Regions from separate parts of the Homo sapiens genome. Here all the other regions are linked to region 2. A link is an interaction called in ENCODE POLR2A ChIA-PET data of the cell type or tissue named here. Cell type or tissue: PC-9. All regions are shown on one strand.

Evidence for each region. Peaks named below come from ENCODE experiments on the same cell type or tissue, not always from the same donor. Only the 100,000 strongest peaks of a DNase experiment are listed, where the experiment ranks them.
Region 1: POLR2A ChIA-PET joins it to region 2 with 10 read pairs; 4 of 35 experiments call an interaction of 5 or more read pairs at or near these places.
Region 3: POLR2A ChIA-PET joins it to region 2 with 16 read pairs; 2 of 35 experiments call an interaction of 5 or more read pairs at or near these places.

What each region holds. Positions count from the first base shown.
Region 1 is chr4:185,495,509-185,498,008 of GRCh38, reverse strand. No RefSeq gene overlaps it. Among named protein-coding and RNA genes, the nearest start is that of CCDC110, 25 kb to the right of the region's middle. In PC-9, no CTCF peak of the experiment used is centred here; no DNase peak of the experiment used is centred here.
Region 2 is chr4:185,558,981-185,561,480 of GRCh38, reverse strand. No RefSeq gene overlaps it. Among named protein-coding and RNA genes, the nearest start is that of PDLIM3, 25 kb to the right of the region's middle. RefSeq lists enhancers at 1,213-1,262, 1,413-1,462, 666-1,510, 1,503-1,622, 1,511-2,357. In PC-9, no CTCF peak of the experiment used is centred here; a DNase peak (open chromatin) is centred at 1,410; H3K27ac peaks cover 1,824 bases.
Region 3 is chr4:185,357,305-185,359,804 of GRCh38, reverse strand. It overlaps SNX25 (sorting nexin 25), which reads right to left. Exons shown (of 19, transcript NM_001378034.2): 16 at 2,068-2,134. Among named protein-coding and RNA genes, the nearest start is that of LRP2BP, 37 kb to the left of the region's middle. In PC-9, no CTCF peak of the experiment used is centred here; a DNase peak (open chromatin) is centred at 1,074; H3K27ac peaks cover 1,127 bases.

The sequences.
Region 1 (2,500 bases), 63 kb after region 2:
ACTTTTTTTTTTTTTTTTTTTTTTTTTTTTGAGATGGGGTTTCGTTCTTGTTGCCCTGGCTGGAGTGCAATGGTATGATCTCACCTCACTGCAACCTCAGCCTCCCGGGCTCAAGCCATTCTCCTGCGTCAGCCTCCCGAGTAGCTGGGATTATAGGCGTGTGCCACCACACCTGGCTAATTTTTGTATTTTTAGTAGAGACGGGGTTTCACCATGTTGGCCAGCCTGGTTTCGAACTCCTGACCTCAGGTGATCCTCCCGCCTCGGCCTCCCAAAGTGCTGGGATTACAGGCATGAACCACCACACCCGGCACCTTTTTGTTTGTTTGAGACAGAGTCTCACTCTGTCATCCAGGCTGGAGTGCAGTGGTATGATCTCATCTCACAGCAAACTCTGCCTCTTGGTGAGATCTCAGCTCCCTGCAACCTCTGCCTGTTGGGCTCAAGCAATTCTCCTGTCTCAGCCTCCCGAGCAGCTGGGACTACAGGCATGTGCCACCACGCCTGGCTAATTTTTGTATTTTTAGCAGAGATGGTCGTTTCACCATGCTGGCCAGGCTGGTCTCAAACCCCTGACCTCAGGTGATCCACCTCCTTCAGCCTTCCAAAGTGCTGGGATTACAGGCGTGAGCCACCGCGCCTGGCCTACCAATTGACCTTTTAAAGCTAATTCGAATGTTATGTGTGATTGATTTGAAAACAAAGTACCTATAAGAAGTGGTTATCTCATTGAAATTACTTTCTTTCAGATTTCTTAGTAATATTATCAATCATTCATTCATTAAAAACAACAACAAACAAACAAAAAAAAATAAAATAAATAAAATTAGGCCAGGCACGGTGGCTTCCGCCTGTAATCCCAGCACTTTGGGAGGCCGAGGTGGGCAGATCACGAGGTCAGGAGATCGAGACCATCCTGGCTAACACGGGGAAACCCCGTCTCTACTAAAAATACAAAAAAATGAGCCGGGCATGGTGGTGGGCGCCTGTAGTCCCAACTACTCGGGAGGCTGAGGCAGGAGAATGGCGTGAACCCGGGAGGCGGAGCTTGCAGTGAGCCAAGATCGCGCCACTGCACCCCAGCCTGGGCGACAGAGCAAGACTCCGTCTCAAAAAATAAAAAAAAACATAAAATTAGATATTAACATTAGCTTTTTAAAATCCCTGAAAACTTTGTCTAAGTATGCAGAGAATGTCCAAGAAATGTCACCATGTCATAATTTATGAAAACCCAAAGCACAATTCCATTATCCAAATTATTCAAAAAATAATACAATATCAAAAATCTGCTTGCTACTACATCGTTAAGTATCGCAATTGCATAAATAGATTTTAAATTAAGATTATAGTAAATACCAAATGTTTACTTTAGGATGAAAATTACTTCATTCATGTATTTCTTTGATTATTCATCTTGTGAAATAGTGAAATAGTATATACAGGTTATCCATTTCTGCACCAAGAGCAAAATTATCTTGTAAGTTCGAGAACTACTTCTCAGGAAGCCAAATTCCTATTCCACCTCATTTTCTAAGGTATATGAGTTGAAAAGCACAAGTGTGTGTGTGACCATTGGGTACAGACAGCAAGGTGGGCACATATCTGTGGTCCATTCAAGCACTGAGGATATGCAACAGTGTCACATGCAGGAGCCTGCGCTCTGTGCAATTATGCCCCAGGCACCACTTCGTTCCGTGTTGCTCAGCCCACCTCTTCTTACATCTATGGCCCCAGTGACTGCTCTCTGAGTTCCCAAAGCTCCCAGCCATCACCCTTCTAGAGCACTGCTTCATCCTGCAGACCTTTTACTCCCTTCATGAATATACTTGATCCTGATGGCAATTCCTCCGATTAATGCTTGCTCTGCCAGCTAATCCAATAGACTAAAGCATGCTAATAAGTACTAATAATTTTCTTTTCTTTTCTTTTCTTTTTTGAGATGGAGTCTCGCTCTGTCACCCAGGCTGGAGTGCAGTGGCTCAATCTCTGCTCACCGCAACCTCTGCCTCCCTGGTTCAAGTGATTCTCCTGCCTCAGCCTCCTGAGTAGCTGGGATGACAGGGGCGCACCATTACACCTGGCTAATTTTTGTATTTTTAGTAGAGATGGGGTTTCACCATGTTGGTCAGACTGGTCTCGAACTCCTGACCTCAGCTGATCCACCTGCCTCAGCCTCTCAAAGTGTTGTGATTACAGGCATGAAGCATCGTACCCGGCCTAATAATTTCCTATTGCTCTCATTTATGTCAGATATTTGTATTTTGTTCCAGAGACAGTCCTTTCATGGAGAAGAATGTCTTCAATTGTAGGAATTCTAGATAATTAGTTGGGCGGTGGCAGGCCATTAGGTGGCTCTCAGATGACCTCATTATTATGAACAGGAACAAAATTAATCACAGGTTCAATACGCAATTCAGCTATTTGACTTTACTCTGTTTAACCTTCCAGATGACACCAGAAATTGATATCCTTTTCTGAATAATGCAAGTTATTTCAACAC
Region 2 (2,500 bases):
GATACCTAGAGCTGTGTCACCAAGAGCTGTGACACCAACAGCTGTGTCACCAAGAGCTGTGATACCTAGAGCTGTGTCACCAAGAGCTGTGATACCTAGAGCTGTGTCACCAAGAGCTGTGACACCAAGAGCTGTGACACCAACAGCTGTGTCACCAAGAGCTGTGATACCTAGAGCTGTGTCACCAAGAGATGTGACACCTAGAGCTGAGTCACCAAGAGCTGTGACACCAAGAGATGTGACACCTAGAGCTGTGATACCTAGAGCTATGTCACCAAGAGCTGTGTCACCAAGAGCTGTGACACCAAGAACTGTGTCACCAAGAGCTGTGATACCTAGAGCTGTGTCACCAAGATCTGTGACACCAAGAACTGTGTCACCAAAATCTGTGATACCTAGAGCTATGATACCTAGAGCTGTGTCACCAAGAGCTGTGTCACCAAGAGCTGTGACACCAAGAGCTGTGATACCAAGAGCTGTGACACCAAGAGCTGTGATACCTAGAGCTGTGTCACCAAGAGCTGTGACACCAAGAGCTGTGATACCTAGAGCTGTGTCACCAAGAGCTGTGACACCTAGAGCTGTGAGACCAAGAGCTGTGTCACCAAGAGCTGTGACACCAAGAGCTGTGATACCTAGAGCTGTGTCACCAAGAGCTGTGACACCTAGAGCTGTGACACCAAGAGCTGTGTCACCAAGAGCTGTGACACCTAGAGATGTGACACCAAGAGCTGTGATACCTAGAGCTGTGTCACCAAGAGCTGTGTCACCAAGAGCTGTGACACCTAGAGCTGTATCACCAAGGCTTTGGCCTCAGGGAGTTTTATTATGGGATGTTCTTGGCTGAACATGAGCATGAGGGAGCATCAGGAGTACGGAGTCCATTCAGTCCCCTTGGCCACCCCAGGGAGGCAGAGAGGCTGGTCACTGGGAGACCTGAAGGTGCAGGGTCCAGCCTCAGGACGAGAAGTACTGCCGTGGGCTCACAGTCTCCATCTTCCGAGAGAACTCTGAGGGCCTAACTGTGACATAAAAGCCATCACCTGAGTACCAGTGTGTTAGGCTGTTCTTGCATTGCTATAAAGAAATAACTGACACTGGGTAATTTATAAAGAAAAGAGGTTTAATTGGCTCATTGTTCCGCAAGCTGTACAAGCATGGTGCTGACATCACTTGGCTTCTGGGGAGGCCTCCGGAAGCTTTTACTCACGGCAGAAGGCAAAGCAGGAGCAGGCATTTCACACGGTGCAAGTAGAAGCGAGAGAGAGAGCTGGGCAGGAGGAAGTGCTGCACACTTTTAAATGACCAGATCTCATGTAAACTCAGAGTGTGAGCTCACTCATCACCAAGGGGACAGCCCAAGCCATTCATGAGTACCCACCCCCATGATCCAAACACCTCCCACCAGAGCTGGGTGAGGCCTGTGACTGCCAGCTTTCCCCCACTTCCCTGACAGCCTGCATGACTCAGCAGAGGCAGACATAATCCTCCTAGGTACACAACTCCAGCGACCTGGGAATCTCACCCCCATCCCCCACAGCAGCCACAGCAAGGACTGCCCAAGGAGAGCCTGAGCTCAGACATGCCTAGCCCTGCCCTCACCTGAGGGTCCCTCCCTACCCACCCTGGTAGCAGAAGACAAAGGGCATATAATCTTGGGAATTCTAGGGCCCCGCCCACTGCCAGTTCCTCTACACACTACCACAGCTGATGCTTTCTGGAAAGCACCACCTCCCAGCAGGAGGTCAAACAGCACAAAAATAGAGCATTAAACCACCAAAGCTAAGAACCCTCACGGAGTCCATTGCACCCTTCCCCCAGCCCCAATTGCCACCTCCACCAGAATAGGGGCTGGCCTATTCTTCTCTCCCCGTGGCTGAGAGACCCATAGACGGTTCACATCACAGGACTCTGTGCAGACAACACCCAGTACCAGCCAGGAGCCGGGTAGACTCGCTGGGTGGCTAGACCCAGAAGAGAGACAACAATCACTGCAGTTCGGCTCACAGGAAGCCACATCCATAGGAAAAGGGGGAGAGTATTACATCAGGGGAATACTCCGTGGGACAAAAGAATCTGGACAGCCTTCAGCCCTAGACCTTCCTGTGACAGAGCCTACCCAAATGAGAAGGAATCAGAAAACCAATCCTAGTAATATGATAAAACAAGGCCCTTCAACACCTCCCAAAAATCACATTAGTTCACCAGCAATGGATCCAAACCAAGAAGAAATCCTTGAATTATCTGAAAAAGGATTCAGGAGGTTAGTTATTAAGCTAATCAAGGAGGAACCAGAGAAAAGTAAAACCCAGTGCAAGGAAGTCCAAAAAACAATACAAGAAGTGAAGGGAGAAATATTCAAGGAAATAGATATCTTAAAGAAAAAAACAATCAAAAATTCAGGAAACACTGGACACACTTATAGAAATGCAAAATGTTCTGGAAAGTCTCAGCCATAAATTGAACCAGTAGAAGAAATTCAGAGCTCGAAGACAAGGTC
Region 3 (2,500 bases), 200 kb after region 2:
AATTAACAGCCAATATCATAAATAGGAGCAATGAAAGCATGCATGATTTGCTGACACTGAAAAGGAAAATAGATTAGCAAGTCCTGAGTCCTGAGAAAAAGAAGGCCATTTTGGGAATTTCTTTTAATTACAGGTGCATGCACCCACCATGCCCAGCTAATTTTTGTATTTTTAGTAGAGATGGGGTTTTGTCATGTTGGCCAGGCTGATCTCGAACTCCTGACATCAAGTGATCCACCTGCTCCGGCCTCCCAAAGTGCTGGGATTACAGACGTGAGCCACCGCGCCTGGCCTTTTTTTGGGAATTTCTTTATCTAAGGCTTGTCAATACAAAAGAGATTTGTTTGCCTTAGACTAAAACAAAAAATTAAACAGGCCATTTTTTCTGAGTAAAACAAAAGCCTATGATACTTAGGTCAACTAAACAAGCCTCTGACGGGCAACTAAAACTTTTTTTTTTTTTGAGAAAGGGTCTTGCTGTTTCATTCAGGCTGGAATGCAGTGGCTCATGGCAGCCTTGACCTCCTGGACTCAAGCAGTTCTCCCGCCTGAGCCTCCTGAGGAGCTGGAATCACAGGCATGCGTGTACTACCACACCTAATTTTTTTATTTTCTGTAGAGACAGGGTCTCACCATGTTGCCCAGGCTGGTCGTAAACTTCTGGGCTGAAGCAATATGCCCGTCTCAGCCTTCCAAAATGCTGGGATTATAGGCATGAGCCACTGTGCCCAGCCAACTAAAACTCTTTTTTTAAAATCTTAAGTAGAAGTAAACTTTGTTTCTGACCACAAGGAAAATATATTCATTGGCAAATCAATAAAAAAATAGCAAATGTTCTTTACAGTGTTTCCTATTAAAATTTATAAGCTTTATATGGTAAAACTATTATACTAATCTTGTACAAATGTCTGACCACTAAATCTTTCACTTGGGAAAATCTGATAATTTCATCTTAAAACTTATTTTGTTATATAAAAAAGTGATTTTTTTTTAAATTTCTAGACGTTGACTCATATTCCTATTCTGCAGGAAATCATAATGTTTATCTTGTGAACAATTCTGGGTATAGAGTTACCATATAAAAGATCTTGATAACAGTACTTCCAAATTCCAGGCACAGAGATGAAGCAGGCACCAGACCAGGGGGCCAGGTTAGGTCAGCTAACGGGTCTGGTGACTTCAGACAAGCAGTTGATCTCTTTGGTTCCACTTCTTCACCAACAAAATGAGAAGTGAGACTAATCGCTAGGACACCCTTTCAGGCCTAAACCGATCTAAATAATTCTATTCAACTTCTATTGGCTACATGACTTTGCAGTTATGAAAAATTCCAATAATTTCTTAGAAACTAATAATAATTGACTATATTAATTGAGTTCTCAATAACAAACCCAGGGCTTTCATAAATGCATGATCAAAATGTGGATCACTTTTTATGAGCAACATTAGAACACTCAGTGAAAGACTGGGATACATATATAATGCCTTTATGTATATGGATAATATAATATAGTTTAGAATAGACATATGGCTTGTAACAGTGCTAGATGACAGGGCCACACACACACCCCAGTGGATACGCAGATATTAACTAACAAGAAGAGTTAGCACTTCAGTGCTACACAACTGTGAAAACCTTAATACATGGTCTGTATTTTCCTCTAAGTAAACGCCTGCCATGTGATGCTCATCCTACTTGCCTTCTGGCTTAGAGTCTGAACCTTAAACTGATTCTCATTATTTGACATAAAAACATTCTACTCAAGATACTCAAACTCGTCGTCATGATTAAAGGGGAGCTCTACAGAGTACAACCTCCTGACCCTCGCCAGTCAGAGTGTGGAAGTAGCTCAAGCTTTTCTTATCTAACTTGCCATATGCATTCTGTGGGAGAAATTCTTTTAGAAATCGACTCTCCTATCCAATCTTAGAATCATATCAGAAACGAAAAGTGAGAGAAAATTAAAGACTTTCAGTTAAATGACTGGCTGCTAGATCATAAGGTAATTTGACTGTCAAGGCAAAAGAGTAGGGCATGGATCCAAATATTAATTTCATACAACTCACTTGTTGATGGTTCTTCCAAAAGTGACCTGAACGAGGGCAATTAATGTTCTTCTCACCCATTTAAACACTGAAACAGAAACCAGAGGAAAACTTTTTATCACAGGGCATCACAATTTGGGACATTTTCATAGCTGTACAAAGCATAAATCTTACCACTTAAGATGATTTCAGTCCTGCCATCAAGTCATGGCTATGACATCTGCAGAATTTGGGTTTAGGTCAGGAAAACTCTTCTGACTAGGCTTTCATTTTCTACCAAGCAACTGATGAGATGAAAGCAGAGTTTTTACAGTGTTTCAGTGCCTCCCAACAGCTGAGCTCGCAAGCGGAAAGAGTGCTTCATCTGTCCCTGGGCTATTGACAACGTGTCTGTTTTCCACCACCACACAGTGTAATTCCTATTTTAGATTTCTGTCTGGCTTGCTGAACCCAC